2 separate regions of the Homo sapiens genome follow, and region 2 is linked to region 1. The links are chromatin loops, found by intact Hi-C in ENCODE. Cell type or tissue: Calu3. All regions are shown on one strand. Links, peaks and the distances in the headings refer to the core of each region. The heading gives the core; the rest is flanking DNA.

Region 1 (16,929 bases), core at 7,794-11,793:
AGCAATTTTTGCTATGGAATGTTTCAAAACAGGAGATAACTTTCAGCTGAAGTGCTCCTGGAGAACTTAGTGCCTTGACGATTTTTACTATCTTGAACTATTGGGTACCCTTATAGAATGCTTTGGATTTATTCTCTTTCTCTTGTGTGTTTGTCCTCTAGAACTAGACTCTAGCCCCTCTAGAGTGAGAGATATTGTCTTCTGTTAATTTCCAGTGGCTGTCAAGACTTCCCACAGGGTCTAGCATAGACCAGGAAGTCTCTAAATGCAGATGCAGTGAAAATTGATTGCATTTGAATCCAAATGCCATTATTGCACAATTGTACTATTACGTGATCCTGCTGAGCAACCTTTCTACGCCATAGTCACCACCCAGTGGACTAACTGGGAATAGGAGTTTACAACCTTATTAATAAAGAATATGTCAGCACCAGATATATATGGTCTTTTGGTTTGGACTGACAGCTCATCTGCAATTCTTCTATTAAATTAAAATGAATGATTTCTAATTCATTATGGTACCAGTGGTGGGTATGTTAGAGTCGAAAGGATATTTTCTGTATGAGTGATAAGACTATCAGAACACAGCTGGTGATATAGTTAGGCGTTGTGTCCTCACACAAATTTCATCTTGAATTGTAATGCCCATATGTCAAGGGAGAGACCAGGTGGAGGTAATTGAATCATGAGGGCGGTTTCCCCCAGGCTGTTCTCGTGATAAGTGAGTGAGTTCTCACGAGATCTGATGGTTTTATAAGGGGCTCTTCTCCTTCCCGCCACCGTGAAAGAAGATGCCTTGCTTCCTCTTCCACCGTGATTCTGTTTCCTGAGGCCTCCCCAGCCATGCTGAACTGTGAGTCAATTAAATCTCTTATCTTTATAAATTACCCAGTCTCAGGCAGTTCTTTATAGCAGTATGAAAACAGACTAATACAGCTGGTATGTTGGAATCGATTATGAGAACTGTGTGATGTTATGGATAACATACTAGAAATTTTGAACAACTCATGCTTTTTAAAAAACCTATTTTTGTTCTTATATTATCTAATATCAAGATAGCATATGATTTTGCCATTATGGGAGAAAATTGATAATCCATAGTCTAAATCATCCTTTAAAGATCAGGAGATTTAAGCCTGGGGAGTGAAAATCACTTATCTGAAATGACACAATTATTTAGTAAGAAATCTAGAGTTAGAGCCTGGGTCATCTGCTCTTGTCCCAGCTCTTTCTGTTTTGTGGCACAGTCTCCTCAAAGGGGCAGATCCTCAGCAAAATTCTTATTACTTTTGTTCCCAGTTGCTGCCAGTTTTCCTATCAGTGGGCACCACCAGGAAAAATAAGGCAGCAGGGCAGCCTCGTGTACAAGGTTTTTCTATTTTACCAACAGATTGCTCTCATGCTTTTGGGGAAAGAGTAACCTTAAAATGATGAATGCTTGTCCTATTAAAAGCTCTTCCAGCACAGGCATTATTGATAGTGTGCAAAAAGGACATCCATTTTAGTGCAAATGAAAATTGAAATGGAGAGAACATCATGTCTTTTTTTTCGAATATATGATGCTGGCTCACGTACAGTGTGATTGGTGTGAGCTGAAAACAGCTGTCCAGAGTCCTTACGACCTTTGCCTACCTCCCACTGGTGATAACAAGGACAGCTGATCAGTAAGAAAGCTAGTTTCCTAACATCTATATAATAAATGTACAGCCTTAGCAGGGCACTCAAGCACCCTCATGATCTAGTATCAACTTACCTCAGATTTGTTTTCCATTATTTTTTTTGTCTCAAAACCAATGTGCTAGTTATCTGAGGTTATTCTCATTATGATTTCCAGATCATTTTCTGTTTTTCTGAGCTCCTTCCTGCATAGACTGTTTCCTCTGCTTTACAATCCTTTCCCTTCTTTTCTGCAAGGCTAAATAATTCTTTTCCTTCATAGTTCAGCTCAGTTTCACCACTGGAGTCTTTTCCACCCCTTCTATTTGTCAAGTTGCCTGAACTATTGCATCATCAGGAGACCTCTAACGCCTTTGAATTTACTAAGGATATTCACGTTACATGGAATTATGGTCAGATATATGTTTGTCTTCTCATCTAGAGGGTGTGCTTCCTGAGAGCAGAGAGCTTGTGCATCTTTGCATCTCCAGTGTCTAGCACAATGCTTAGGAGATAGCACACAATTAAATATTTGGTTAAAGACGGGAACTATAAATGAGTGGTGAGTGAATGAGGAACACATGTGAGACCAGAAAGCTTCATGCTCTTGGTTACTTCTTATTTAGAAAGACTTTCTCAGCCATAGACTCAATTTTAGCCACAGTCAGTCCCAATTATCAGAAATTTGGAGAATCTGCCTGGGCAATCATCCCAGTTGCCAAGGTTTGTGTCATCTGTATATCACCTAGTAATGATTTTCCAGTGAGTAATATGGAGCTCACCTGAAAGAGGTTTGTCTATTAAAATCCATCTTTTTCAGTGACATGACAGAGCACTTGGAACCCTCCATGCTGGATAATTAACATTCATGCATTAATCTTTCTGCTTTGTCATTGGGTTTGAACCCTGTGCCAGTGATCATTATCTCATGATATGAGAATTTCAAAGTAAACTGGCAGTTAATTTAACAGCATTTAAAAGTAATGAAAGAGTAAAGATGTCAGAATGAAATACACATTTCTTTGAAAACCCAGACAACTATTGCAACTATTTTGAAATCCGGTTAAGCATACAAACCTTTAAAAGGGCAGGATAAAAGAACAGCTGAATTGTGATTTAGTTCAGACAGGGAACCATTAGGGAGGCAGTATGGAAAAATGAAAAAAGGATTAGGCTTAGAGCCAGGAGGCCTGGATTTAAAATCCTAGCTTCACCTGTTCTTCGCTGTGTCCTCTTAGCTAAATTCCTGTTTCTTTTGTCCATAAACTGCATATTAATTTCTACATTGCAGCATTACTAAAGGTAGAATGCAATAACATATATGTAAGCCCAAGATCTGACACGAAGTTGGTGCTCAAGAAATATGCCTTAATTTCTTCTTCAAAAAAAGAACATCGTGACAGAGCATGTGTTATATCTCCGTGCCCTTTGTGAACATAGAAAAAACAGCTGATTCGGAAATGGGGATTTAGTGGAATCAAATATGCATAAGGAGCTAAGATCACTCAGGAGCTTAGTACAGCACTTCAGACTTATTTCAAATTGAGAGAAATCAGCGGGCCTACTCAATCTTACTGCCCCACTGGAACAGCAGCTAAAACCTCTGGGTAGCTAAAACAAATAAGACATGTCTAATACCAAGCCTAGACTCTTAACTCATAACTGAAACTCATAATAGTAGAAAGAGCAGAAGCTTTTGGAGCCAACAAGAACTAAGTTCAAATCCTAGTTCAGCTGCTTCTAAATCCCATGGCACTAAGAGTCATGTAATTCCTGATGACTGACCCCTCTGAGTTGCAGTTATTTTGTAGGTAAAATGGGAGTAAAGTACCTCCTCCACAGGATGGTTCTGAATATTAAATTTGATAATCCATATAAGCACTAACATAGTACCTGAACACACAGTGGGTGCCTCACAATGTTAGCTTTCTTTCCAACTTGGATCTTAGTATTGGTTTTCCCTTACAGACTAACTATTAATCACAAACCATAAAGTGTGACAGCTGAACAGGTCCATGGGAATCATCTCCAGGATTTAAGGTTATATTACATGGATCCCTAGGATTTCTGAGTTGTACCCCATGCCACATGAGGAATTAAGGGGGTTAACTAGGGCAGAGTTCTCTAACCTCTTCTTTGTTTAAAAGAAATGGATGACTGTACCAACAGATCCAATATTGGCATGACAAATGCCTGCGAACCAGTGATCTATTCTCAACCCCTTATTTCATATTTGAGTAAACTTGAGCCAGTTAAGAGTAAGGACTTGCCAGAAATCATTCTGCCTGGGAAATAGGTAAAGGCACATTCAATACGTAACATAGAGTTGGGACATGTTGTTCCAATATCTACGATGTCAGGTAAGATAAATTAGTAGAAACTCTCACAAGAGAATATCATCTCCTACTTTTTGTGTGTGTTTTCCTAAAGGCCCCTCTCCCCTCCACCCAAAATAACCTCATAATTTTGCCCCAAACTAGCTCTGTTTACAAAGAAATTTGCATAAGAGATATATAACTATTTCTATTCTGTAAATAAATTTATAAAGGAAAGTGATTATGTGTCATGAATGATATATTAGAAAGGTGGGAATAGGCACTGGGATTTGGGATGAAGGTGGAGAGATAATAAACTAGAGAGCAAACTTCCCTACCTATAAAATGAGATACTTGAGCAGATATTTTGGTCATCTCTTCCAGTTCTACTACTTTTTATAGTTGAAAATTTTATCAATCTTCTCCCACCTTACATTTCTCATATGCCAAAAGCAGAGAAGTTTTGTTATAGAGGATGTCTCTTGGGTTTACTCAGCCCTACACTTTTCTCAAGTCACTTCTATTCAAGTACTTGACTCTGTTGCTGGGACACTGGTTCATTAGAGGACACTGTCGTCTGTCCCTGGTCCTGTCCCATGTGGCAATGGCAGCACTGAAGTGTGTCAATCAGACAAGAAAGATATTTCACCAAATTTGCTTTGGTCTGCACTTGGTCACTGAATGTCAGCTTCATTTCTTCCTTCTGCAGCCTTAGCTTTTGTTTTGAGATCCATCAAACTTTCTTTCCCAGGCTGAATTAAATGTTCTTATTCCTACCACCAGCCTCTGTAGCCTGCAACTCAGCAAAGCTTATTCTTGAGCACTTTGGAACATTACAAGCAAAGCAGTCCACACAAAGTCACCCATACCAGTTAGAAATGCTCAATACCATTACTGTTTCCATTATATATTTATTTGGATGATTATAAGATTAATGTTATGTTAATTTATTATCTAATGATTTTTAATTTGACATTTTGTTCAGTGCCATACACTTTAAACAATGTTTTTTGTATCTACTCTAGCTGGGATAGTGGTAAGGTAATCTGGCGTACAGTGGAGAAATAATTGCTTGGAAGAATTAGATGTTTTACACACAGGGGCAGGCTTGCATGGAATAGATACTGCTTTAGAGGCTGATAATGTATCTTAGATAATTTTTATTTACAGATGACATTTATTTTACTTCCTGTTTGTGGGAAGTGAGAAGAACATAGACAAAGGACCAACACTTTCCTGCTTTATGGATATTTAAAATTATTCATTAAAAACCTGCGAGAGATCAAATCTCATTTAAAAAATCCAGTCTAAAGATGTGGGCCACTGGATTTGCGACTTACCATTTCCTTTAACAAAGTACGCTTTGATTCCTTTAATGAGATCTGAAAGATTCTAAATTATCTGACTCTTTCTTCTTTCTGCATTGTGCCTGTAGTCTCTCTCCTCTCACACAGACTGGCTTCGTCTCTTCCAAATGAAGGTTTTTGCACAGGACATTTCGTGTCCCTGGAGTGTGTCTCTTCGCTCACCTGTGATATCTTATCTGGCCAACTTCTAACCTCAGTCTCAGCTTATGTGCTACTTTCTCAAAGAATCCTTATCCTCCCCAAATATGGGTCCACTATACCTCTTTTCCTCTCTCATATCACCATATAGCTTACCTTCATATCGCTTACCCTATAATTTTCATACAATTGTTTAAAATATATCTTACCTCTTTCAATATGATACAAACCATGATGTCAGGGGTCATGCATATTTTATCTATATTTCCCATGCCTAGAACATAATGAACACTCAACAAATGTCATGGTATGAGTGAATGTTTTTCATTCTATTCCTTGTTTCTTCAATTCTGGACTCAGCCTGATAAAACTACTGTACATCTTTGGGCCTGGTGGGTACCAAAGTTATTATAAGAAAGGCAACAGATGAAAATTTTAATTTTATAATAAACTGATCAAATTAATTTACATCAACATAATGCTCACTACTTACATTTCAGATGAATATTACTAATCCTCATTTAGGGATGATTTGGTAGTAAAAATAAGAAATTCACTCAATAATGCCAAATATAAACGTTATATTTTAGGAATACCGGAAAATTCCTTAGAACCAAATGCAGAATAAAGACTTTTACTTCATAGGACTGAAAAGTCCTCAGGCAATCTTACTTTCTTATTCTTTTTTGGAATTAAAAAGTATATATTTGCCCTTCCTGATCATGTCATGACTTTGTTTCATAACTGTTTCCTCAGTGAGCCTTTTTTTTTGAGACGGAGTCTCACTCTGTCACGCAGGCTGAAGTGCAGTGGTACCATGTCAGCTCACTGCAACCTCCGCCCTTCAGTGAGATTTTAATTACTTCCTCTCATAATTGTGACTTGCATAGGCAATGGCTTGTCATGAGCCTGACTCTGTCCCTAAGTCTGTGTGACCTTGCAACTCCAGGGCCTTGCATTTTTCACTCAATTGCCGTTTTCCTGGCTGACTTCAAACTCTTAAGAGGCAGATACTGCCATCGGTTGCTGTCTATTCAGAAGTTTGGCTAATTAGAATCTAGGTAAAGAAACTCTTTGTAAAGAACTGCAATGTGGCAACAGAGTCCAGAAACAAAGATTCATGCTCCAGATATTGCTTTGAATAAGAAAACAGCAGTAAAGAAAACAATCTAGACATAATCCTATCAAAGTATTTTATGGAATAATTTTGGTGTTGATTTTGGAATTATATGTTTATCTGGTTGTTCTTCTATGGGGAATAATTTATTACTCAATGACTATAGGGTGGTGTTGAGTCATAAGTATCATGATGATATTCTAAAACCGGGGGCAGAGGCAAGTCTCAGGTTTGACTTTGTTTCCTAAGGGCAGGGGCAGTGTCTATGAATCAATAGCTGCCATGAGTGTTTCTGTACACTCTGTAGGTGCTCAGTAAATTTTTGGGTGGCTGGCCACTCAGAGAAGTTTGGAAGCTCCTGTATTCAGTGTGGGTTGTTTGAGTGGTTCCCATAGTTCAGAATGTGGAGTGTGGGTCATGCTAATAGAAACTTAAGTATGAGGGTTTTAAAGAGTGAAGATGCTGATAAATGCTATGCTTGTTCTCTCTGAGGCCTGAATCAATTTAAATAGACAAAAGATTACCAAAGAAAAAGAAAATACTTTGGTTTTATTACTTCTTAAAGCAGAGTGGAGAACAAGATGGGCTTCCTAATACTCTCACCTCCTTCTCCTGCTCCTCCTCTGCACCTTGTTGAAGTCTAGGCCTATTGTGAAAATTGGATTAATGAAAGCACTAGCTCCAAACTGAAAACTTCAAGGAATAGGTAACTTCTATCTTACTCAAGTAGCTCTAGAGACAAACAAAAATAATGAAAAGCTATCCGACTTATTTTACGATGGTAGTATAATCTTGATACTAAAACCAGAGGAAAATGTGAGTAAAACAAATCTGCAATTTCATGTTCTAAAATAAATAATAATGTCTTAGTATTTAGCAAGCAGAATTTTGTTGTTCATACACCTGCAGAGGTGAATTTACTATGAAAATGTGACATTTAAGCCTCAGCATCCTTCAGTTAGAAGGACAGAGTCTCAGCATTCCTTCTAAGTCATATTACCATATTTGGATTTGGGATTTTTGGAATCCTTTCTTAAAGAAAGATCCCAAATTTTACCTTTCAGATTCTATAGAATGTGGTTTATCTCCTTACATTTGCATATGCACAAAAGTATACACACAAATATAAACATACCATGACCAATTAGTATTTACACAAGGAATGCAATAATCTATTAATATAATTTGCCACAATAATAGAAAAAAGATATAGAAATATATGATCATATTAAAAATGGAGGAAAAAACAGCTTTAGATAAATTTCATTACCCATTCTTGACAATGGAAAGAAGTTTACATAATCTGTTAAAGAGTTACTATGAATAACCTCCACTAATCATTGTGCTTCATTATGAAATGTTAGAAGTATTGGTTTGAAAGGACAAGAAAAGGATACCCACTCTTGCAGCTCCTATTCTGTGCAACCCTTAGGGTCATAGTCAACCCAGTAAGATAATAATAGTCAACCCAGTAAAACAATATAAACAAATAGTATAGGAGTGAAAATAAAACATAAAACAGACTTTATTTGAAGAGCTATAATTGTATATATGGAAATATTCAAAAGGATCTAATGACAAACAGAATTAATAAAAAGGATACAGCAAATTTACCTGACACAAAATTAACATGTCAAAATCAAAGATGTTCTGATGCACAAGGAAAAACCAATTAGAAAATTTAATAATAATAAAGTATTTATGAAATAAAATGTTATAAATTAATGCATACAGTACAATTGCAATTGAAATTACATTATGGATTGTGAAACTAAAAACATTCATGTGGATGAAATGAGAAGAGCCAAAACAAGAAAAATAATGAGACAGTGGTAGTCACTCTATGAGATATTATAAAGCTCTAGTAATTAAAACCATTTGATACTTGTACAAAAATAGATGAGTAGACTAATGGGACAGAATAGAAAGTCTAAACAGAGGACTACATAGATAGGAGATGTTGGTATATGAGACGTATAGCTGCATAAATCAATGAGAATATCAGGGACTGAGTGATTAAAGGTGCTGGATAATTGGGTAAATATGTGGGAAAACATGTTCAATGGCTTTCTCTCATAAGACAAAGTCAATTTCAGATAGAGTAAAAACACAAATATAAACAGCAAAACTTAAAACTTTTTGAAAAAATTATAGGAAAATTTTATTATGTCTTGAGCATGGAGAAAGATTTCATAAATCACACAAAGAATAAGACATAAAGGAAAAGATTTAAAAATCCAACAGAATCAGAATGTAGAACTTTTATACACCAAAAGACATGAAACAGTTAAAAGATGAGTCACTGCCAATAAATAGATATTTACATCACTTATAGGCAACACATGATTAGTGAATATGATGGTTAATATTGAATGTCAGCTTGATCGAATTGAAGGATGCACAGTATTGTTCCCAGGTGTGTCTGGGAGGGTGTTGCCAAAGGAGATTAACATTTGAGTCAGTGGACTGGGAGAGGCAGACCCACACTCAATCTGAGTGGGCACCATCTAATTAGCTGCCAGTGTGGATAGGATAAAGCAGGCAGAAGTTGGAAGGAGCAGACTTGCTGAGTCTTCCAGGCTTCATCTTTCTCCTGTGCTGGATTCTTCCTGCCCTTGAACATCAGACTCCAAGTTCTTCAGCTTTTGGACTCTTAGACTTACACCAGTGGTTTGCCAGGGCCCCTGGGGCCTTCAGTCACAGACTGAAGGCTGCACTGTTGGCTTCCCTACTTGAGGTTTTGGGACTCAGACTGGCTTCCTCCTTCCTCAGCTTGCAGATGGTCTATTGTGGGATTTCACCTTGTGATTGTGTGAGTCAATTCTCCTTAATAAACTTCCTTTTGTATATATACATATGTCCTATTAGTTCTGTCCCTCTAGAGCACCCTGACTAATACAGTGAGGTAGACATTAACCATGCCCGTCATGTTTTGCACACTTCCTGATATTTAGGGAATTCCCCATTGTGTGATTTCTGCTTCTTCAAGGAAGAAATCAGGTAAGGCATGGGCAGGGGCCTAGGTTTCAGTGATTGATGCATGCAGAAAAGACTTTGAACAGGAATAAAGCTCTTGGTTTTAGGGGACTGCAAAAGGTGTGTCCACCTTCAGGTTCCACTTCTGTTAGTGGTACATGAAGTATTTGGGCCCAGCTGTGAAGCAGTGAGGTCTTTGTTGGGACAATCCTGCAGTGTGATTTGGGAGAACCACAGGGCCTTGAGTCTGACTCTTTACCCCTTCTGGAGATTCTATTATATTAGCTGTCCAGTATCCTTTTAACATACAACATTTCTGCTTAAACTGGCTACAGTATATTCCTCTGCTTGCAAGAACAATGACTAATACAATTTTTACTCAGGCTATATAAAGAACCCTCACCAAATCAATAAGATAAAAGAACTTAAAAAATGAACAGGCAATTCAGAGGAGAAAACCTGAACTGAATTGCTAACTAGTATGTGAAAAGATGCTCAATAGCACTAGTAATCAGGAGAATGCAAATTAAACAACAATGAGGCAATGCTTCACACTCATCAGATAGGCCCACATTAAAAATATATTAAGATCAACTGAAGGGGAGGATGTGCTAAAAGATAAACTGTCGCTTACTGTTAGAGGAATGGTAAATTGGTTGCAACCATATGGGAAGATACACATTACATAAAGTGAAAGCTGTGCATACCTAGGACACAAGTATGAACTCCGGATAAATCTTTTCCCATATACTCAAGGCATGTACAAAGATGTTCACCAGAGTTTATTGTAATATGGAATATTTAACAAAACCCAGAAATTGTAATAGGAGGACATACATAAATAAATTACACTCTTCGTATTCAGTGAAATTCCATGTAAATATTAAAATGAATTGATAAAATAAACATGTACCAGGGATAAACATCAAAACAATGTTGAATGGCCAAAAAATCATATTGAGTATTGAACAGTGTCATACCATGTTTGTATTTTTTTCAATAAAAAGTAGTTCACAAAATACAGTTTAGGGATTTATACATATGTAGTGCAAATTTTAAAGTTATATGCATCAATAGTCTTCACCAATTTTGAGATGATGTTTAACTCTGCAGGAAAAAGGGTGGGGGTGAGATTAAAGGAGAAAGCTTCCAATTATTTCCATTGAGGGTTACTTTTAAAATATATTATTGAGGTATGTGTAATACAATGATTAAATGTTAGATTATGTGGTGAATATATGTGTGTCTTTTACATTACTCCCATTCTTACATATATATTTGAAATATTTCCTATTTATATTTATAATTGATAACTTTATGGATATTTAAGGAAAGGAAGACAAACAGAAGAATGAAATGGAGATGACTGATGTTCAAACAAGAACAGCAGTATGGTCCATGTCTTGGGAAGTTTTAGCCTAATACAGCATAAAAATGTGCAGCAACAATGCTTTTCAGCCTCTACTTACTAGTCTTTCCAGGGCATGGGTGTGAATCCCCCTTCTTAAACTCCAGATCAGTTACACTGACATTCAGTGTGGTATTTCACACAAGAAAAATGAGTTTTGCAAGTCTGTATTCCCCTGAACGAGCATATAGGAGATATTAATTAATGCTGGTTCACTGCTTAAATCAAGGAATTACTATCAAGGCCATTATCCTTAGCAAACTAAAGCAGGAACAAAAAACCAAATACTGCATGTTCTCACTTATAAGTGGGAGCCAAATGATGAGAACACATGGATATATATAGAGGGGAACAACACACACTGGAGCCTACCAAAAGGTGGAGGGTGGGAGGAGGGAGAATATCAGGAAAAATAACTAATGGGTACTAGGATTAATACCTGGTTTATGAAATAATCTGTACACAACAAACCCTCATGATACAAGTTTACCTATTTAACAAACCTGCACATGTGCCCCTGAACTTAAAAGTTAAAAAAGATAACCACAATAGTAGTAGCAAATATACTACATGGTAGGGTTGCAAACTTAAGAGTCAAAATATAAAGTGATTTTAAAGTGAAAATGAAAGGTAGCTAAAATTGCTCTTGAATATCCTGTTGCAAAACTTCAAGTTGTGGGAAGTTAGTTTCAAAGAGGTTTAATATAGCACTTCCCACCTGCCTTGGGATAATTTTTTTCAGTTAAAAAGTAGTATAAAAGTATAAAAAATAGTTGTCTTGCATTTATGGGTGAAGTTGTGCTAAAAATATAGTATCATAAGCACACACAGGGAGAAGAGAAGGCTATGCTGTCAGAAACATAAGGAACCTGGGCTTAAGAGAATGGCTCTGCCTCTCCCATGTCAAGGTTGCTTTTGGCTGCACGCTAGTGAATGGATTATCAGGTCAGATCATGTGCTAAGTCATTGTTTATTCCTCCTTTGTTATTATAGACCAAGCTGGTGCAATTGAATTTACATAAGTTAATTGAGAATATGATGTGATTCAACCTTAAATAGAATTGTTTCATTATTACCAAAATAATAATAATCAGTTAAAGCATGCCGGAAACCTGCTGTTTTACCAATGCAACATCATCCTAACATGCTCACATTAATGTTTTTGGCTAATTTGTTTATTTTGGATCAATTCACAAGAGGACAACTTCCAAAAGCTTCCCCACTATGCTTCATTTCTACAAATTGCTGTACCCGTGCCTGAAAAATTCACAGTTCATCTTAATTTTCCACTACGTGTGTGCTGGCCATGTGACATATCCCAAAATGTCAACACAGGAACAAGCATTTCTAAGACCATGATATTGGCTGTTGTCTATAGCCCTGATCTCTTCAAGAGTGGTTCCCAGTTGCTGGTAAATTTCCCTCAGGGAACATCTGGCAATATCTGAAGATATTTTTGATTGTCACAACTTGGGGATGAGACGACCACGTATCTAGTAGGTACAGGCCAAGGATGCTGCTAAACAATCTACAATGCACAAGATAGCTCTTTGTTGTCCTAACCTGTAAAGAATTAATCTAGCTTAAAATGTCAATAGTTCAGAAGTTGAGAACCCCTGGCTTGAATGAGAGAATTAAAATGTGGAGATAAAAAGGTCACAAAGGACCATTGAGAAACCAGACATGCACTGCCCTAGCAGAGGTTCTCCATGAGGGCTCCACCCCTGTAGCAAACTTTTGTCTGGGCATCCAGGCTTTCTTATACATCTTCTGAAATTCAGGTGGAGGTTCCCAAACCTCAATTCTTGACTTCTGTGCACCCACAGGCTCAATGCCATGTGGAAGCTGCCAAGGCTTGGGGCTCCCACCCTCGGAAGCCACAGCCCAAGCTCTACGTTGGCCCCTTTCATCCATGGCTGGAGTGGCTGGGACACAGGGCAGCAAGTCCCGAGGTTGCAAACAGCACGAGGACCCTGGGCCTGGCCCACAAAACCACTTTTTCCTCCTGGGCCTCCAGACCTGTGATGGGAGGGGCTGCCATGAAGGTCTCTGACATGGTCTGGAAACACTTTCTTCATAGTCTTGGGTATTAACATTAGGCTCCTTGCTATTTATGGAAATTTCTGAAGCTGGCTTGAATTTCTTCTCAAAAAATGGGTGTTTCTTTTCTCCTGAATCGTTATGCTGCACATTTTCTGAATTTTTCTGCTCTGTTTCCCTTTTAAAATGGAATTCCTTTAACGCTACCTAAGTCACCTTTTGAATGCTTCGCTGCTTAGAAATTTCTTCTGCTAGATACCCTACATCTTCTCTCTCAAGGTCAGAGTTCCACAAATCTCTAGGGCAGGGCAAAATGCCACCAGTTCTTTTGCTTAAACATAACAAGAGTCACCTTTGTTCCAGTTCCCAACAAGTTCCTCACCTCCATCTGAGACCACCTCACCCCAGACCTTATTTTTCATATCACTGTCAGCATTTTTGTCAAAGCCATTCAACAAAACTCTAGGAGGTTCCAAGCTTTCCCACATTTTGCTGTCTTCTTCTGAGCCCTCCAAACTGTTCCAACCTCAGACCTGTTACCCAGTTCCAAAGTCTTTTCCACATTTTTGGGTATCTTTTCACCAATGCACCACTCTACTGGTACCAATTTACTGTATTAGTCCATTTTCACGCTGCTGATAAAGATATACCTGAGACTGGGAAGAAAAGAAGGTTTAATTGGACTTACAGTTCACGTGGCTGAAGAGGCCTCAGAATCATGGCGAGAGGCAAAAGTCACTTCTTACATGGTGGCAGCAAAAGAAAATGAAGAAGCAACAATAGAAACCCCTGATAAACCTATCAGATCTCATGAGACTTATTCACTATCACGAGAATAGCACAGGAAAGACCAGTCCCCGTGATTCAATTGCCTCCCCCTAGGTCCATCCCACAAGGTGTGGGAATTCTGGGAGATACAATTCCAGTTGAGATTTGGGTGGGAACACAGCCAAAGCATATCATGGTTTGTTTGGGACCTTATAAGAAAACAAACATTTTGATGGGAAGAAATGAGCCCAAATCCAGGGGAGTACTATGTACTCTAATGATGCTAGTAATTTAGGCATATTAATAAGCCACAATTTGGAGATATCATACAATTGAATTTCAATGTAAATCCTTTTTGGTGAATGAATTAGTACTTCCAAATATGGCTAAAAGTATGGTGTTTCAAGTATATATTGCAGTGCAACAAACTAGCCCCAAACCTAGTTGCTTAAATTTGTTACTTTTCACAATGTTGTAGCATAGGAATTTGGATAGGGTTCTGTTGGGTGATTTTCCTGCTCCAAGTTGTGCCAGTTGAGGTCATTCACTCATTCAGTTTCATTAAGCTGACACCTGATATAGGCCAGAAGGTCTAATAAGTCTTCAATGTACCTGTCTGGTTTCTCAATGGTCTTTTATATGACCTTTTTCTCTCCATATTTTAATTCTCTTATCATTCAGGGTTTCTCAACTTCTGAACTATTGACATTTTAGGCTAGATTAATTCTTTACAGGATAGGACAACAGAGGGCTATCTTGTGCATTGTAGGATGTTTAGCAGCATCTTTGGCCTGTACCCACTAGATATGTGGTCGCCTCATCCCCAAGTTGTGATAATCAAAAATATCTTCAGATACTGCCAGATGTTTCCTGAGGGAAATTTACCACCAACTGGGAACCACTGGTATAACCCTAAACTTTTAAAGCATGGCACCTGGCTTTCCAGAGAGGGAAAGAGGAAGCTCCTAATCATCTCAAGACTGGGGCACAGAAATCCCAGGTTGTTACTTTTGCCACATTCTTGCAGTCAAAGCAAGTCATATGTCATCCCAGACTGAAGAGAAGGAAAAAATGACTCTACTTCCTAAGGGAGGAGAAGCAAAGAATTTGGTGCTGACCTTAATCCATCACATATAGCTTCTTTTTTGCTCTTATGTGAAGTCTTCTTTCCTGTTCTACAATCTCTTTTCTGTGTCCCATTCTATTTTTATGCTTTCCAAGACTGTTCTATGTAAACACAGAAAGTCCATATTGGTAAAGAGTCAGTCAATGCTCTAAGTCGGGCAGACCTGGGCTGAAATCCCAGCTCTGACATGACTGGTTGTGTGACTTTTTCAAATTTTAAAACAACTATGCATCCATTTCTTCATATTTTACCTGCATCTTCAGATTACTACCCCTTAGGGCTGTTGTGACTATTAAATGGAATAATGAATACAAAGCTCTGAACATAGTTCCTGGTGCTTAATAAATGTTCAATCAATGTTTATTATTTTTCATAGAGTAATTGAGATTTTGTCCTCAGTTTTTACCTCTGAATTTACACAAAGTTAATTTTAAGAATGGCCCTTATGAAGTGATTTCTAAGGCACCTAATGCTACTGCCAGTTATGTGTTAATCTGGAAAGGCTTCTCTCTTTGTATGTACAATTTGCTATCTCTGTTTTCCAAATGGAATGCATATGGTGTCCCAAACTGGTGTTATTTGTACTGCTGTGGTACAGAGTAATTTTGGTAGGAAAAATTACTTTCCAGTTTGAATCTAAACTGAAATCGAACATTTTCCATTGAGTATAAGTATGATAGTCATATTATTTACCCATAACATCAGTAAACATCTTGTTTTGACTGTAACAGTTTGAGATTTGACAATTTAACTACTTTGCTTCTATTGTTCTATTAAAAACATTGTAGGCAGAGCACGGTGGCTCACGCCTATAATCCCAACACTTTGGGAGGCCGAGGTGGGTGGATCATCTGAGGCCAAGAGTTCGAGACCAGCCTGGCCAACATAGTGAAAACCCCATCTCTACTAAAAATACAACAATTAGCCAGGTGTGGTGGCAGATGCCTGTATTCCCAGCTACTTTGGAGGCTGAGGTAGGAGGTGGAGTTTGCAGTAAGCCAAGATTGCACCACTGCACTCCAGCATATGTGACAACAGTGAAACTCCATCTCAAAACAAAAACAAAAGCATTGTATAAAAATTTTATGGGGGGGATTTATTCTTAAATAAAATTTAAATAAAATTAACATTTAAAGATTAATATAAAAATTAAATTACCTTAAATACAGAAATACTATTATTTTAATATGTATATATATGTATTTCTCAGTGTTTTTTCAATCATGTCAGGACTATTTAGAAATAAATGCATAGAGAAAGAATTGTATTAACTCCAAGATAAATATAATTTTATAAGGCATGAAAATTATGCAAACAAATTTAATGTCAATGATTTATAAGAGGCAGTCCTTAACACATGTGCAAGGGAGTCATTAACATTCACTTGAACTTGAACAATAAAATTCAAGTAAAATACCAAATAAGTATCCAGGTGAAATCAGGTTTCTGTTCTGTTGGAAACTCCCACCTGCACACTAGGCTTTCAGTCTCTCCTCAGATACGTGGAATAGGAACCTTGACTAAAACAAAGCAGAGAGAAGAGACAGAATTCAGTGTAGGGACTATGACAAGGTTGAAGAGCTGGCCAGAGGCCTGGAAATGTGATTTTCACAAGAATGATAAGAACAAAGACACGATTATAGCAAGTCCCTCAAAGACATCTTAGATGAGGCAAAATCTGGGATTAAAATGAATGGATTTGTTTAGCTGCATCAAGCATAAGATATCTTCCCACACAGATAAAATTGGAAGATGAAAAACAAAGTTGCCAACCTGTTCCTGGATAGATGAGAGAATATAATGACTAAAAGGCAACAAAGTCATTTTCATGTAGCGTGTGCTAAATAAATTTAACAGGAAGACAGCAGAAGTTAGAAGGTACCATGTGGGTCAATCTAAATTGGGAAGAATCAAGGTGAGTAAAACAGCAACAAAATGAAAAGGCAGCCAGCAGATTTGGAGGAAATATTTGCAAACCATATATCTTATAGGGGGTTAATACCCATAATGCATAAGGA
Region 2 (16,929 bases), core at 4,682-8,681, 160 kb before region 1:
ATTTAAACATATTTCTGCATTTTAATAGTTAAATAAAATACTTTTAACATCATTTCTAAATTGTTTCTCCAGTGTTCCCTCTCCTCAAAGATCTCCAATACTATAATTACATTTGTCATCCTTTTATCTTCCTATGAATTATTTTTTAAGATCACCAGATTAATAATAAAATATTTGTAAATTTAAATTTTGTTCAAATTTAATACAATCCCAGTGCACTGCTTTAGTATTAAATCTTGATTTCCATCAATGACATATCTATCCATCTATGTATATAATTATTTTCACATTATTTGGGCTATATTTTAGGAGGATGTTGCTTTAATGAACACAAACCATATATTTATCTGACATGAATTTTTGGCCACACACAATAATGTGATATAATTTTAAATAAGTAAAAAATGCTTATATAAGTAAAAGCTTAGAAAGAAACAAACCAGAATATTAATAATAGTTGTATTATGGTTATGTGATTATAAGTGATCTGTTTTTTCTCTTTTTTCCCAATTATTTTAAATTGGATTATGTTAGTGTTAAATTTTTAAAATATAATCATGTGAAAAATGTTCTTTTTAAAAAAAGAGAGGTTATAAAATAATCCAGTGGGAACTAATCAGCAACTAATGAAATAATGCCCAAATGCAAAAAGTGATGATGTTCCATGAAGGTTCCATGTACTTAAAGCTACTGGATCTCATTAAATCACTGGGACCTAAAATCAGGCTGGCTGGGGTGGGTCTACACTCAGCTTCTCTAAGTACAATCAATTTAAGAGAAACAGGAGTAGGGGTTTAGTGGATTAGTCACAGCAGGCCATTAATCTCTGCATTCTCAGTTGTAATCCAGCCTCTACCAACGAGCTTGGAGGAAAAAAATCCCACAAAAAAACCAAACACTGGGAAAAGCTCTAAAGCAGGCTCCCTAGAGACAGACATACTCAGGTCACAGTTTGCTTGTCTTTACTTAACATCAATACAGTATTTATCATCTGTCCTATTTCTTGTTGGTTTCCCTTTTATGCCTTTTGCTGAAATGCTCAGATCAGATATATTTGAAAAGGAACCATACTGCAATCTCAGGAATAGCTCAGCATTTAATTATCATTTAAAGAAATCCTTCTCTCAAGTGAATATGAAACAAATCAAAGCTATGTTTTCATGTTGAGAATAGGTTGAAAAAAACATGGGTAAGGTTACCACAAACACAAATTAGTGCTTGGGGAAGCAGGTAAGTCTGAACAATGAAAAGGGAATAGAGTAGCCAAATTTCAGTAAAAATGAGTGACAGTTTCAAAAATTGCAGGGTAAATAGTGTATCTTTTATCATAAATGGATTAGGCCATAATAATACCTCACTTCTTTATTGCTCTGGCAAATGATCTAGAATTTACTAATGTATTAAGTGGGAAAAAATAATAAGCAAATTCCTGAGCCAGGGTTCTATTTATGCCACTACTGTCAAGGCCGAATATTTATTGGATTATATGAGACCATATGCCTACATTAGAGGTTTTGATAAATTTAAAGTGCAGTTGTAAACTAAAAATATGGGGCATTAATTTCTTAATTTTTAAAAAATTATTAAAGGAACATATGGGCAAGACCCAGTAAACTGTCTCTGAAGATGATGCTATGAAAAGACATGATTATCTCCCTTCTTATTACCTTTAAAATATTCCCCAAACATTCTAGTTTCCCCTAGTGAATCAGATTCAACCAACCTTAACTGATTATGTGCTATGTGCAGACATTGTGCTGAACACTTTCACATGCATTGGCTCATTTAATCCCCATGTTTTACATGATATTGCCAAATTCCTTCCTAATTTTGCTCAACGTGTCTTTTATTCTTTTAGCTTCAGCCATATCGAAAGCAAAAGCCACCATTTATCAAGTGCATTCTATATGCCAAACACCAGGCTCCATTTTTTTTATTTCAAGCCCGCTTAACTCCAAAAATAGGTGTTATTGCCTCCAATTTACAAATGAGGATACTGACACTTAGTTAGAGATATTAAATAACTTCCTAAAGTCACACAATAAGAAACATCAGAGTTGAGGTTAAATAGTAAGATAAGGTATAACGTATAATGTTTTCGATGAATGCTCTTCAATACATCTGTAGCAGTCAATGACGACCCCTAGACTCTTTCCCAGCGTTGCACTAGAGGGTGACAAGGTAATCATTCCACAAATGTTATTTGGGTTATTTTTCTCATAATGCCTTATCATATGATTGCCCATATAGAAAGTCATTTTCCACTTTTTGTTCACTCACAGTCGTGAAAGATCTTCCTATATTTTCATCTTGTTGCCTCAACATTTCAAAAACTGGGGAAGTTTAGCATGAACAGCAAATTTGGACAACTTTCTGTAAAAGTCTCTTAATATACTAAAGTTCCTAAGTTGGAAAGGGATCTAGAAACTACTTAGTCCAATATGCTTAAACTGTTTAAAAGGAGAAAACTGGCCCCAGAATAGTAAAATTAATTCCTCCATGCCACAGAAGTAGTAGTGGCAAAACTAACACTAAACACAACATGTCCTAACTTCCATCCTAGTAATCTCTTGAGCAAATCACCTAATTCTATCTTCCCTATAATGTATAAAAATGTGCTCCAAGAACAATACTTAAGAAGGCTTAAAATTCTAGACCTAGAAAAGGTATTTGTTTATCTTAACCACAGTTTCCTGTCTCTGATCTAACTTGTTATGCAAAATAACATCTTGAATCCCATAGCTATTTAGGTTTGTTTAATAGATTTTGAGGTAAACCATTGCTGAAAGGATGTTTGAAAGATTAGTCACTATTCTACATACTTGCTTACTCTCTCAAGGAATTCAAGCACATTACTAGAGCCTCATAAACAGGTTATACATTACTTTCAGATATAATACAGTAAAATGGTAAGGAACTTCATACTGTTTGACCCAATAATCACAATATTGAGATTATTTTTAAAAAAAATTCGATAAATATCTACTTGGATAAAAACAAATGCCAAAAAATGTCATAAACTAGAAACAACATATATGCTTAAAAACAAGGGAAAGTTAAATATAAATAATGCTATTTTACATGAATAAACTACTATGGAAATATAAGAAAAAAATAATGCATATTGAAGTAGCAGATACTAGCTAATTGTTCGCAAACCATTTTCCCTTTGCTCCTGGCTACAAGGCTAGCCTACAACTCTCTAACTGCTTTAAAATAAGATGTTAACAGGTGCAACACACCAACATGGCACATGTATACATATGTAACAAACCTGCATGTTGTGCACATGTACCCTAGAACTTAAAGTATGATAATAAAAAAAAAATAAGATGTGGCTGGCTGGGCACTTTGGTTCACGCCTGTAATCCCACCACTTTGGGAGGCCAAGGCAGGAGGATCACTTGAGGTTGGGAGTTTTAGACCAGCCTGACCAATGTGGTGAAACACCATGGTAAAAAAATAAAAATAGGCCGGGCGCGGTGGCTCACGCCTGTAATCCCAGCACTTTGGGAGGCTGAGGCGGGCGGATCATGAGGTCAGGAGATAGAGACCATCCTGGCTAACACAGTGAAACCCCGCCTCTACTAAAAATACAAAAAATCAGCCGGCCGTGGTGGCGGGCGCCTGTAGTCCCAGCTACTCGGGAGGCTGAGGCAGGAGAATGGCGTGAACCCAGGAGGCGGAGCTTGCAGTGAGCCGAGATCCCACCGACAGAGCGAGACTCCGTCTCAAAATAAATAAATAAATAAATAAATAAATATAAAAAAATAAAAATAAAAATAAGATGTGGCAATGTGACTGACCAGAAAGGATGCCCACAGCTTTTCTTCTTGGCCCACAAAAACCCCTCCCATGGTCTTCCTCTACACTTTTTTTCCCCATCTGGTGATGTTGATGCCCAGGAAAACTTTGGAAACCATAGGAGGTAGCACAGCCCCCATCAACCTTGTGACTCCCAAGTCACCACTAAATACAGAATTTTTTTTCTTTTATCTCTTTCCTCTCACCAAGCACCTACATGCCCACACACATACATTGACATCTATTGGACAATTAATGCAAAGAAGTAAGCCTCCATTGTGTTATGTCACTGAGATTGTGGGGTGTATGTGTCAGGGTCCAGGATATGCTGAACTGACACAACTAGGAAGCAACATGGAGAAATATTTAAGATATAAAGTTTCTTTTTACAGTACAAATTGGAAAAGTTACAGTTTCAAAATTTAGTAAACAAAAATTTGGTCTATGGGGAATAATTTTTTTCCTAATTTTTTTCATAATATTTTATCATATTTGGCATAAAATACACTCTGATTCCAGGCTTCACTCATGTCTGTGACACTAAAACACTTTGCATATACAGTCCCTGTCTTGCAAGGAGCACTGATCAAGAAAGAACATCTGAGTTGGATACGTAATTGGCCTAAACAACCAAGGCATAAACACAACTCTCATTCATGAAGTTGTTCAACTTGTCTTTGGATGTGGCACATTATATGCCTTTACCTGGCTTAGTCAAGCTCTAATTTAAGCAGTTCTAAAAGCAGATTTAAAAAAAAAAAAAAAGCCTGCACTAACTTATACACTTAAAATTGCATGTGGCTCTCATTCAACCAATAAAACTCAGTGCTAAAACAAACTAAAAGGCCACAAGGAACTTCACCACAGTAGAAAAACAGGAATGAAACTTGTTACAGAAATAAAACATAATGACTTCACTACTTTATATTCCACTCTACAGGGGTTTGAGTCACTGTAACTTAAGAGCCAGTATCATTATGGTGCATTACAAGACTTAGACATCAAGTGACATATTTCTATCACACCCAGGTCATACAATAGAAACTTGATACTCACCGATGTCTCACTTTAAAATCCCCAAACATCCACTGAGAAATTAACAATAGGGCCCCTTTTTTTTCTATAACCCCTTTTTATTTTTTTCTGTAATTAAGATTACAAGCAAACAACAACAAATTATCCAATTGACCATCTCCTCACAGTTGTAAAGATTAACCAGGTGATTACAGGGTGAATTCACAGCCAAGGACAGCAAATCCACTCTGTTCTTTCAATTCCTAGGCTGCCAGCTCTTCTCTGGTAAGAACTAGTCAGCTACACCACAATTCTGTTACAAAAGGCCAGAGGGGAAGTAATGTTTTCTGACACAAGACTGAAAACACCATAGAGACCACAGTAATTTCCTGTATTGCTCTGCATCAAGACTAAAAAGTGGGGTAGGCTATTCTCCCTAAAGCACTCTAGTTCAACACACTAACAAGGGAACAGTGAGCTTTCTAAAGTGTTGTTTTCTCCCAAGTAGGAACTTGGTAAGAAATAGCGTACATGTTCCAAACAATCTCCTCAAGTAGGAACAGAGATGACATGGAGAAAAGAATGACAATGTATCCACTGATCTTTAATTGTCCTAGTTCAAGCCTTTGGTATGGTGTCATAAATACAAAAGGGCCGAAATACATTTTAAACAACTATAAGTGCCCCAAATAAGGATGATTTGTCAAATGGAAATATGAGTCAGAGCAGGACTAGAAAACTATCAAACATATTGCTCATTGGGAAGGTTCCCATTCTCTGTGACTCTGCACACTCAAAAACCTACATGCAGTAGAAGCAAGACAACAGCTGGTAGAGGTGTCTTCTTCATCTCCCCTCCCTCATGGCCTCAGATCTTGTCCCTCAGTCTGCCCTGAATGCAGAAAAGCCACTCTCCATCGCTCCTTATTATTCATTTATGTATTAATTCAGTCATTCATTATTGAGCATTTTCTAAATGCCAGGCACTGGGTTGGGTAATGGGAAAAAAAACACTCACACATTTGTGTGTCACTACACACATTTTATAGGGCAAAGACCATTGCTGTTTTTTTTACTACATTTTATCTTATGCCTGGCCCAGTGCCCACCTCATAGGAGGCATTTGTTAGCATTTGTGCAATAAATTAACAAATACATTTAACACTGGGAAAAAAATCTTCCATATATATTACTTTATTGTTTATTTCAAGAATCCTCTGAGGTATTTATTATTATTCTAACCTTGTGTTGGAGGACAGGCCTATGCTCCCTCAATAATTGCAGCTATCAGAATTGTTTTCCTTGAGGCTAAAAGGTAGCTGTGTGTGTAGTGAGAGAGAGGGGAGCGGAAAGAGAATATGTTGACTCACATCCTTCAGTAAATCTGTTTATTCCAACTCTGGCATTGCTGCCAAATGTGTTGCAAAGCCAGCAAGACTTGGCTCTGGAAAACTCACCTGAAAGTCACAGGCCTCATTTCCTACTGCCAGCCCCTTCAGCCACCAGGCATGAAGTATTGGACAAAGTTAAAGATTAATTCTTCATTTACTGTGACAAAATTACCACTTCTCCCAGATCAGTAGGCAAAGGCATTTGTATGCTGTGTCCTTCATAACCTTTGATAATCTCTCCACTGCCATCCTGATGGCCCAGTAATGCAAATGTAATCAAACCCCACACTGGCTATCCCGTTACCAGCCCAATCTTGCTAATAAACAGCAATTGTGGCTTTGTTATAAAAGTGATCCTAGATCATTTGTCACCACCCAAACCTTCCCACCCCAACCCCTGACTGCTGGAAATCCTTTAAAGGTCTGTTTAAGGTTACATGAAATAAAAACTGCAAAAAAGTTACAGAAAACCTTCACTAATCAATGAGTAAGATGATAATAGATATACCGTAAAATCCATGGTCAACAGGGTCCTGGCTTTTTTTTCCTAGGGTGTAAATATGTGACAATAAACTAAGTAACAAGATGATATAAACTCTGTAATCTATATCTGGGTTATTCCAAAGCTTCTGGGAAGCCATCTGGAACCAGGGACAACAGTGGAAAATGATCAGTGGTCTGGGCCAAGTAGAGCATAGCTGAACAAGAGCCAAAGCTTTAATACTGACTGGTCTCTTCCTAATGAAGGATGCAAACTGCATACTTCCTTGGGCCTTTAAAAGATGCCTTTCATGCACAGAGGGAAAATGGGTGATTTTTACTGACATTATTATATGCAAGGGATTACTGTTATTGAAATTATATACCTTAAATACTCTTCCATCTCAACCTCATCCATCACACTACACTCTTTAGTTGTGACTATGTTCACTTTTTGACCGTCTCCTGAATTAATCATGTCCTATGTCTCATCTAATCTCCCTTCCTTTGCAAATGCTGTTTCATATGATCATCCATCTCTCATCACAACCCTCTTGGTTAAGTAGCCAAAATCTTCCACGACAACTCTTTAACATCCTTGGAGACTCACCCTAAGCATCCTCTATTAACGCTACTTACTCTCCTTCTCTACCCCTCCTACTTTCAGGATGAGTCAGATGTCCCTTCTCTCTTCTCCTCAAACACTTTCTATACCTTTTTATTACAATGCCTATCACATTCTGCTGTGACTACCAATATTTTAAAAATCAGTCTTTTACTAGATGAAGAATTTTTGGAGGAAAAGGTCACTGTCTTACTTATTCTGGTTGGATTCTGAGTACCTGATGTATAATGTATCCTCAATAAATGTTGAATGATTAAGTGGACAATGAAAACCATTTCATTTAGGTCTCTACACTCATTTTATAGTAACTGAACCATAGAGTGGGTAAAATGGATATATCATTTAGTTAACCATGGGTATATTCTGTTAAGTGAATGTGTACTCTATTGGAAATAAGAGTTGAACAGAATGTAGTAAGATAAAACTGCTACACAATGCTTTGTAGTACTTTGAGCATCTGTTTTATGTCAAATAGTGTATCTATTGCTTAACCCATAATTAATCTTCATGACACCAATGCATGTACAGATGATTCATTTCTCTTAGCCTTCATCTAATGCTAAAGACATTGTTATTATTATTCAAGTACAAAATTGAAGATATTTGTATTTGCTTAACCTGAAAATACCAAATCTCAAAGATCAGGATAAATGAGGGTCACGAGAGATTTATAAAAAATGAATTTTTAAAAAAGTGTATCACTTAGAATGTCCCATAATGGGCAAATTGATCTATTAGGTCAGGATTTTTTTTAATGTGTTTTGTGATCAAGAATAAATGTTGACAGAAAAAGAAGACAAGGAGTTGGGTTTCTAAGTAATTTCTTATTACAATCAAAGTAAAAATATTAAGTTGCACACAAACCTGATTACGTCATTTTCCTTAGCTCCCCATTAGCTAGCTCCTCATAAATAAAAGGTAAGGTCTAATCTTATTGTGGTTTACAATCCCCTTCACACTGGCCTAAGGTTATTTTTGTAACCCCTATATCCAGTCGTTTAGTCTAACCTATCCACTCCATATGCCCAATCCACCATACTTTGATATTTTGTTTTTTAAATATCTTCTTGTCTATGAACATACTATTCTTGCCACATGATATGTCTTCTTTCTCCCTGTTCTTTTGAAATCTCATGTGTTCTTCTAGGTCTAGGTCAAATGTTTTCTATAAACATTTTCCCTTCTCCACTTGTATCTACAAACGACAGAGTTAATTGCTCTTCCTTTATACTTCCAGTATACTTTATACACATTTCTATTTTACAACATGTACTCTCTTGTTAAATACTAAGGACCAAATATTGTTCATTTCTGTGATTCCAGTGCCTGGCATAGAGTTTGCTGTCGATACGTCTTTGTTGAACATAGAATAAATGATTAAATAATTAATTGGCATTTACAAAAACTGATCCAAAGTGTCAACAAGTATTGTTATTGATGTCAGTGATGATGATGATGATAATTTTATGGGAGCAACTTCAATTTACTGAATGATTAATACATGTCAGGCAGTATGGCAGATTCTTATGTACATTTTCTATACCTCACATTTTACAGATGAGGAGTTAAGGCACACAGAACTTAAATTACTTATCCAAGACCAAACAGAGAGTGAATCCCAAAGTTAGAATTCACACGTCTGCCTATCTGGGCTCCAAAACCCAGGCTTACTCTCATATGATGTGTATGCATTGGCCAATGGCTACTGTATTCCAGATACCACATTAGCCATTTTACAAATGGTGTTTTTTTATCCTTATAATTACCTTGTAGAAACAACAACCTTGAGAGGTAATTATCATCTCTGTTTTACAGATGAGCAAGCTGAGACCCTACCTCCAGCCCCCTCCAGTTCACCCCCTACGAAAAAATTCCAACTCAACTGTCTACAATCTCAAACAGGCTACAAACTATATAAAGTACAGTGCTAGTTGTAGACATGCAACAGAAATTTAAAATCCAAAGAAATGTTAGAATTTCAAACAAATTTTAACAAAGAATCCATTGAACCGTTGCAAAGATCCTTAATACAAAAACGAAAGTCACAAAGTGAATAACCATATTAGGACACTTCATATTCTCTCAATTCAATAGCTCCCTAAGTGGGCTCATCCCAACTTTCCAGTATCTCCCAAAGTGAATTTTTTGTTTCAGTTGGGACATTCTTTAGCGTACATCCTCTTGTTTCTATTCCTCCTTTTTGATGATGAGGTCCCCTCTGTCTCTTTCATCCAAACCTCCAAAATCAATCTAATATACTCCTTTTCTTTCATGTCTAAACTTCTCCCTTCTATACAATTTATGCCAATTATTAAACAATTAGACATTATTCCTATTCCTTTATATCACAATGCATTTTAGCATTACAACTTTGCATTTATAATAATATCTTAACAAATAAACATTACTCATATTACTTTATATCATTCTAAACTATGTGTATGTATCTCAACTTTGCTTCTATAACTATATCTTAAGTATGGATCATATATAGTAATGACACAGATGCTTTACACTTGCATAATGCAAAAAATATTTATTCAAGAATCACTCTCTGAAGTTTCCCTCAGCAATGCTTTGAAATAGGCAAAGCAAATATAATTTTTATTTTACAGATGAGGATTGAGATTCTGAGAGGTAAAGAAAACTGCCCAAATTTATAAAGGTAATGAAGGTAGAGTCACGTTGAAGGATAGGTCTTCTGATTTCCATACTCTTTCTATAATGGCTTGCTATCATACACATTTATGATACCTAGATCTCTTTTTGACCTTAGTCCCAAGTATGTAATGCTTAATTAAGGTGATAAACTGAGACATTAGTTACTGACTTAGGCTAGTAATCAAACCCCTCTCCCCAGCCAAGGGACTGGGTATTCACATCAACATTTATTTTTTCCCTTGGGATTTCATACAACTCCAAAAGACTTTCTTGACTCACTATCTGGAGAGTTTTATCTATGATGATGGTTATCTGTCAGTAACTGGGCTATATGACATCACATGGGAAACTGGATTTAAAGAAACCACATTGCTAATGAGATCATCAGATAAATAGTCATTGTAAGGGTGGGGCTTTTTATTTGATGGGACATTCTATTTCAAGCCATATTGAAAGCATATGTCGTTTGCCAGTGTTGAGGCACTTTAAAGTTGGGTCTATACTGCATTGTAATATACAACTGAAAGAAAAATTCGCTGATCCCCTGGGTAATAAGTACTACATGGTTTCCAGGTAGTTTAGTAAACTTTCCAAGCCTCAACTCCATATTGGACTCATAGGGATAAAGTGGGTTACAGTTATGACTATGCACCAAAGCTTAATGCTACCAGTCTCATTTGTATGAGAAGGAAAATTAAGAGACTTTTCAAAATTATTTAGCCAAGGCTTCCTGGAAAATAGGGTTTGTGCTCAATGTTATAGATGTGCTTGCTGATGATGGTTTTCTTTTTGCTTTTAAACAAGTTGATATGGAAAAAGGTAAAAGCTCTACTCCACCATGAACCAAGCCTATACAATGTCAGATTTGTAGGAAATAATGACATTATTGCATGCTTACTATGTGGTAGAAACTGTGCTGTGTGAAAATCATTGGACATAATATCTCATTTAGTTGATAGAACAAACATGTGACACGTGTACTGTTATCTCTTTTCTACACATAAGGAAACTGAAGTTATGCCATTTTAATGTTAAGATTAGGAAAACAGTGTAGGAAATATTCCTTGCTTGTAGAGATTGCTGATCCTAAGATGCTAGAGGCATTTGGGTAATAGCCTCATCTGTTTGATTGACAGGGTAATGTACAACTCAAATGCTACCTTAATTCTAGCTCTAAATTGTAATCATCTAAAACTTTTACTTCCAAATTCTCTAAGACTTCAATTCATTTAACCTAATTTATTCTTTCAGAGACATCAAAATAAAAAATATTAAATAAAAATATTTGAAAGGAATCTTGAACCAAAACATAAATGATATACTGAATTTTGACTCAGGTAGACCTGGATGTGAAACCTCTAGTCTGAAGCTCTGTGGGCTTTGGTTGCTATATCTATAAGATTATCCCACAAATTCTAAGAATAGATGAATTAAATATGTGCAATATATGTACAATGTGTGAAAATACCACATAATTCAAATGGTTATTGATGTTATTATTATGAATAAACTGACAAAGAAGTAAAGTTACATAAGGAGGAAGTAGGATGCATTGTAAAAATTAAATCAGGCAGCTCTCGTTTGACCAAGAAATTTCTCTCCTCGTGCTGCTAAGCATACATTCTTGCTGATCTGAGCTGCTTTGGTAGGAAGGGAATGGTGCTCTTGCAGTACACGGAAAAATCATTCTGGTTCTCTCTCTCTCCCTCTCTCTTTCTGTCTCTGATCTCTTCACAGACCCTGGATGCCTTACATTTTCAGAAAAGTGAGATCTGAGTTTAACGGAAAGCCAGAGGAACTCCCAAATCATGCCCTTTAGCCTAGCTATGTTGCATTAAGTAGCCAAAGCTGATGTGATCTCACAAATAAAAGACATACATGCTACTGACCCAGCATCTAGCTAAGCCTGGCCAAACAGTCTCATTTTCCAACAGTTTCATCAAAACCAAATTATTAGTGCAGAACCACCAAATATGCCAAGCCCAGGTGTCTGTACTTTAAGCAATATATCCAAATAGGCCCAAGGAGAAATTTGGGGGTGGGTTAGAGGAAGTGTTGGAACCTTTGGTTAACAAAACACTAAGCTACAAAGCGCCAATGTTTTCCTGAAAGCAAATGCCACCAAATGAAATTCAGTCAATATATCTTCCACATGACAAAGCTACTACCAACATTTTCCTTCTGTAAAGTGTTTAGACTACAGACTTTTACTAGCCTTTTCCAGCCTGGTGTTTCTCAATAATGAAGCCAACTCTATCAATGCTTCAAGTATCAATGTCTGGTAACTCTGTAAGGATTAGCACCCACTTAGTGGTCAGGAAAATTCATTCCAAGATGCTAAAGAGGTGCTTTGTTTTTAATATTTTTAATTTAAGATTTAGTAGATTCTATGATCACAGGGTTATGTTCCTTTCAATAGAGCTCAGTCATGAGTAAATTAAAACTGCAAATCATGGAGACAGAAATGAAAGATCCACTAAACTCTCTCAAAGCCACAAATATTCAACCTTAGTGCATTGCATTTCCTATACATCCTAAGGCTGCCAGATGGAAAAAGAATGGAGTCTGAGTCTCCCAAACTGTAGCAATTGTGAGTCATAATCATATTACTAATAATAATTCTCACATACATGGGCATTACTGAATGAGTGGCTCTGCTTACAGGAGGATGAGGCCACCCTGACCATGGAGAAGAAATGGCCTTTTAAAGTTTATGGATGTGTAAAATAAAGAGTATATGATGTTGCATCCCTGCCTAAATGTCTTCATAAAGTGCAAATTAATGCAGATCCTAACTAGGCATTTGGAACGCTAACCTAGTTTTCTGTGTTTAGCTAATAGCTAGCAATTTTGCTTACACTTTTATCCTCTCATTACATAGCAATAATGATTATTTAGTAAATACATATGAAAGGCCATGTACTCCATAGCACTCCTCCTGAGTTGGAAATCCCCCTCCTAATGCTTCCATTTGAATAATTTAGTTGCTGATACACCAAATCAAATATAGCTGTGACAGGTATCCCACTAATGCTTTTTTTGGAGGCTAAGATCAGACCCTTTCTCAGCCTGTTCCCCTCGGTGATTGCCTGGCGAAATTCAGGGTAAGGGCTGGGGACAGAGAGGATGCTGGAGGAAATCCAGAGCCTTAATCAATGTTAACCCTTTATAAATCTTAAAGGTACTCAGATGGCTTGTCTGATTTGAAAATTATTAATGACACTGGGGAGAAGTAAGGAAAGGCTATTTTATAACTAGTCAAATATTCTGGAACAAGAGAGAGAGTTTGAAATAGACATGTAGAAGAGAAAGATGTAAAATATGGCCTTGTGAGATGCCACCCACTTCATATCTGGACATATGACTGATATAAACCTTTACAAGTCACTTGAGAATTTTCACTCCTAGATGCAGAATGGAATAATAGAAGTCCCACTAGAGGAGTTGGGGTGACCCCAGGGCACATTTTCTTGTCTGCCAGGTACACAACACATCTCACTGATGTATCACAGAGACAAATTTCTTAATAGGGTAGCCAAGCCCCACACAGAATGATTTCGGATAAGAGTCCCATTCCTTCCCTATGAGGAGAAAATTGGAAGCCAGACTGGGATTTGGAACAGAGTCCAGGGTGAGGGCAGAACTAGGGTTGTTTTCTCCTATCCAGAATCAGGTCTGGCTTAAAGGGAGGGGATTGACAGGGCTGAAGGAAGAGGCAGGAAACATGTCTCTCCACCCCAGTGCTGCTTAAATGTGGCTGCTCAAAGGGGCAATATCCTGCTCTCCTCTTCTGATGACTTCATGGGAAGTTGGCCGAGTCCCCACTTCTGCAGAAGAATGCAGGCAGAAGGGAGCACTACAAATGGGCTTTTCCTTGGGTGCTTAAGTGGCAGGTGTGAAGGGAAATGGGGTGGGTGCCTTCAATGGGAGGAGCCACTGAACTGGGGAATACTGCTGGTCCAGGGGCTTTCCCCTTTCCCTCCCAGCTTCCTCCCAACCCCAATTCCCTGCATCAACAAAGACAGTGCTCAAAAACCAGAACTCGTCCTAACACACTCAGGCACAGGTGTCCACAAGCCCAACCTCTTTCACCTCAACACCCTGAAATCCCGTTTGCTCTTAAAAGCACAGACAGGCCCAAGTAGACTGAGAGGTCTGAGCCAGCACATCCTTGCTACTGGGAATTAAAAAACACCGTGATGTAAAGAAAGTGGTATTTGTGACACTGTAGTGCTTTAACAAGAAAATTGGGGGGGTAGAGGAGGGTGTGTCAGCAGGTTTCAAAGCATCACAATCAGTCCTGATGTGTTTGGGTAAGGCATGGAGGACATATCTCTGATCCCTGCTGGTACTCTCCAGTCCCGCATCCTCCCGCAGTCTCTTGAAAGTGGTTAGATACCCGGGCAGGGCCCCGCGTCCATTTTGCCAGCCAGGAACCACCGAGTCTGGGAACTTTGAAAGCCAGGGGATGGGGGTGGTTGTTGCCAAGGCTCGGATTTCGGCGCCAGAGTTCTCAGCCAGGAAAGCAGTTGAAAATCAACACCCATCTGCCTCTTCTTTCTCATCCCCCACCACTTTTTCCTTCACCCTTCTAGGACTGCACACAGATCCTAACCACCCCCCCCCGCAAAACACACACATTCACACACCCTTGGGCTGAGAAGATTTTTGATTCTGAAGGCGGCAAACCCGCAGAACTCAAAGGGTCTCGCCACCCCTCTCTCTGCCCCGCGGCTATATACAATAAAACCCCATACACCCCAGACATCACAACATAATCCAAATCAGCCAGTGACTTCGGCGCGTCCCGTACCTGATATGCAGACGATGAAATTGGCTTGAAGAAGAAAAAGCACCTCCCAGACTATTTCCATCCTCTGATTCTCATTCCAAGTGCATCACTCGACGGGAAAACGGGGGGAAGGGGGGAGCCCGACACGGCACACACACATACACACTCGCACACACTTCCGAGCGAGTGCACACTCGCACTCCCACCCGACAGCCGGCCAGGGACAGTCACCCCCAAGATCAATATCGCAGTTTGAATTGTTCCGGCAAATCTCCCCTCGGGCTCGACGGATGTGCGCCCCAGATGTGCTGACACATGTCCGATGCCTCGCTGCCTTGGAGGTCTCCCCGCTCGCGTGTCTCTTCTCTTCGCACCAGCGGCGGAAACCGCACTAGCAGCGGCGGCGGCGGCGGCGGCGGCAGCAGCCACCTGAAGCCACCAACACTGGGCTCTTCCAGCAAAAACGAGACCCCGATTCGTCTGGCGCCCCAAGAAGACATAGACGATAGCCCCCCGCCGGGCTGCGCCGTGCAATTCCGGGCTCCCGGGAGCGCGTAGCTCGCTGGCTAAGCCCAGGCAGTCCGCGGCAAGTTGCCCTCGAAGTCCGCCCCCCTCACCGGGGCATGGTCGGAGGGTGGCTGCTGCGCTCCGGGGCAGTTCTTCTCCTGCTTCCGGGGGGCGGGGAAGGAGCAGACACAGCAGACACACAGAGAAAGAGAGGCAGGGATTATTGCCCGAAACCGCCAGCCGCCGGCAGCCTCCGCCGACCCTCCCTGCTCCCCAGGTCCGCGCGCAGCCTGCAGCCTCTCAGCCGGGTTCCGGCAGTGCGTCCAGGGCGCCGAGGGGAAGGGCTGGGCCCCGGGGACTGGGGCGCGGTGGGGGCACACAGACTCTCCAGGTCGCGCGCGCCCTTCCTGCTCCTCTGCTATTTTCCTGAACTCCCCAGAACCCCCAGTTGCCTGGCTTCCATCGCCCGCAACTAGCGCCGCTGTCGAGATTTTCCGCAATACAACTGCAGGGGTCGTTATTTCCTCGCCTACGGATCCCTACGCTTCCCAACTCAGAGAGGAGGAGGACAGGTGGGGGCGGGAGGGGGAGGAGGAGAAGGAGGCTTGGCCAGGTGAGCGTCCTCGCCGCCGCCGGGCGTCCCAGCGTCAGCTCCGCAGCCCGGCACCCGGGGGCGGAGGCAGGAGGCCCGGGCGGGGAGGTGAGGCTGAGCGCGGCCATGAGGAGGAGGAGGAGGAGGCTGGGTGTCACAGCTTCAGGCCACCTTGGCCGCCGCCTCGGCCCCAGTCCCTGGCAGCCGCCTCCGCACTCCGCCCCGCCCTGGCTGCCTCTGTTACCCTCCAGGATTTTCGAGTTTCTCTTCTTAAAAAGAACTTCGTGCTGCGGGTTCGGCGCGGGAGACCCAGGCAGGACTCATCCTGGGAGTGCTGTGCTGTGCTCTCCCTCCGCTGCGAAATATTGGAGATTTTTTTGCATAATTCATTCCCTGCCCTCTCCATTTCGTCCCTCTCATGCCCCCCACCCTTTACCCCTTTCCGTGCCAGTGCCAGAACACTACTTACCCCAGAGTTCTTTTCTCTGCAGGTTCCTAGACCAGGTGCAACTCTTGCCTGCAAGTCCCTGCCTCCCTCCTCCCGAAAAGGGGGAACACCGCCTTTCCAAGTCCGGGTGCCAGCAGCGGCTGCTGCCAACTGCGCCTTCGCCCAACTCCAGGAGGATCCGGGACTATTGGAAACCCGGGCTTTAGAGGAACGGGCTTCCCTTCTTGTCTTTCTTTTATTCTGCTTTTCTTTAGGGAAGCTCTAGTGCTTTGGAGGCTTTTGCTGGGCTCCAGGATACTTTCCGCCAACGACACTCAGCAGCTTCCACTGAAGGAGATTTCCCCACCAAACCCGCGCGCGCACACACACACACACCCAGCGCGCGGCTCTCCAGGGCCCCAGGGGAAAGTAGGGGCGGCGCGAGCACCACCCACCCACCCAGGCCGAGGCCAGGGGCAGCCAGTCCGCAGAAGGTCTCGTGGGGAGGCGGGCTGTCTATAACCTAGGAAAGACTTGCACCCGGTTGCAGTGTGGATGCAGGGGAATTGAAGAAAACCCTGTGCTCAGAACTGCTTGCCTAAGAGGGCTGGGAACGAAAGGGGAAAGACAAAATCT

The links. A loop is a pair of places that touch in the nucleus more often than their neighbours do. Peaks named below come from ENCODE experiments on the same cell type or tissue, not always from the same donor. Only the 100,000 strongest peaks of a DNase experiment are listed, where the experiment ranks them.
Region 2: it touches region 1 in a loop (4-fold over the local background); 1 of 110 quality-filtered maps calls a loop at or near these places.

Annotation. Positions count from the first base shown.
Region 1 is chr17:52,297,080-52,314,008 of GRCh38, forward strand. No RefSeq gene overlaps it. Among named protein-coding and RNA genes, the nearest start is that of LINC01982, 85 kb to the right of the region's middle. In Calu3, for the core only: no CTCF peak of the experiment used is centred there; DNase peaks (open chromatin) are centred at 9,342 and 9,382.
Region 2 is chr17:52,142,938-52,159,866 of GRCh38, forward strand. CA10 (carbonic anhydrase 10) reads right to left here and starts at 15,777. Exons shown (of 9, transcript NM_020178.5): 1 at 14,789-15,777. The coding sequence starts at 14,849. RefSeq lists a silencer at 16,332-16,626. In Calu3, for the core only: no CTCF peak of the experiment used is centred there; DNase peaks (open chromatin) are centred at 5,884 and 6,244.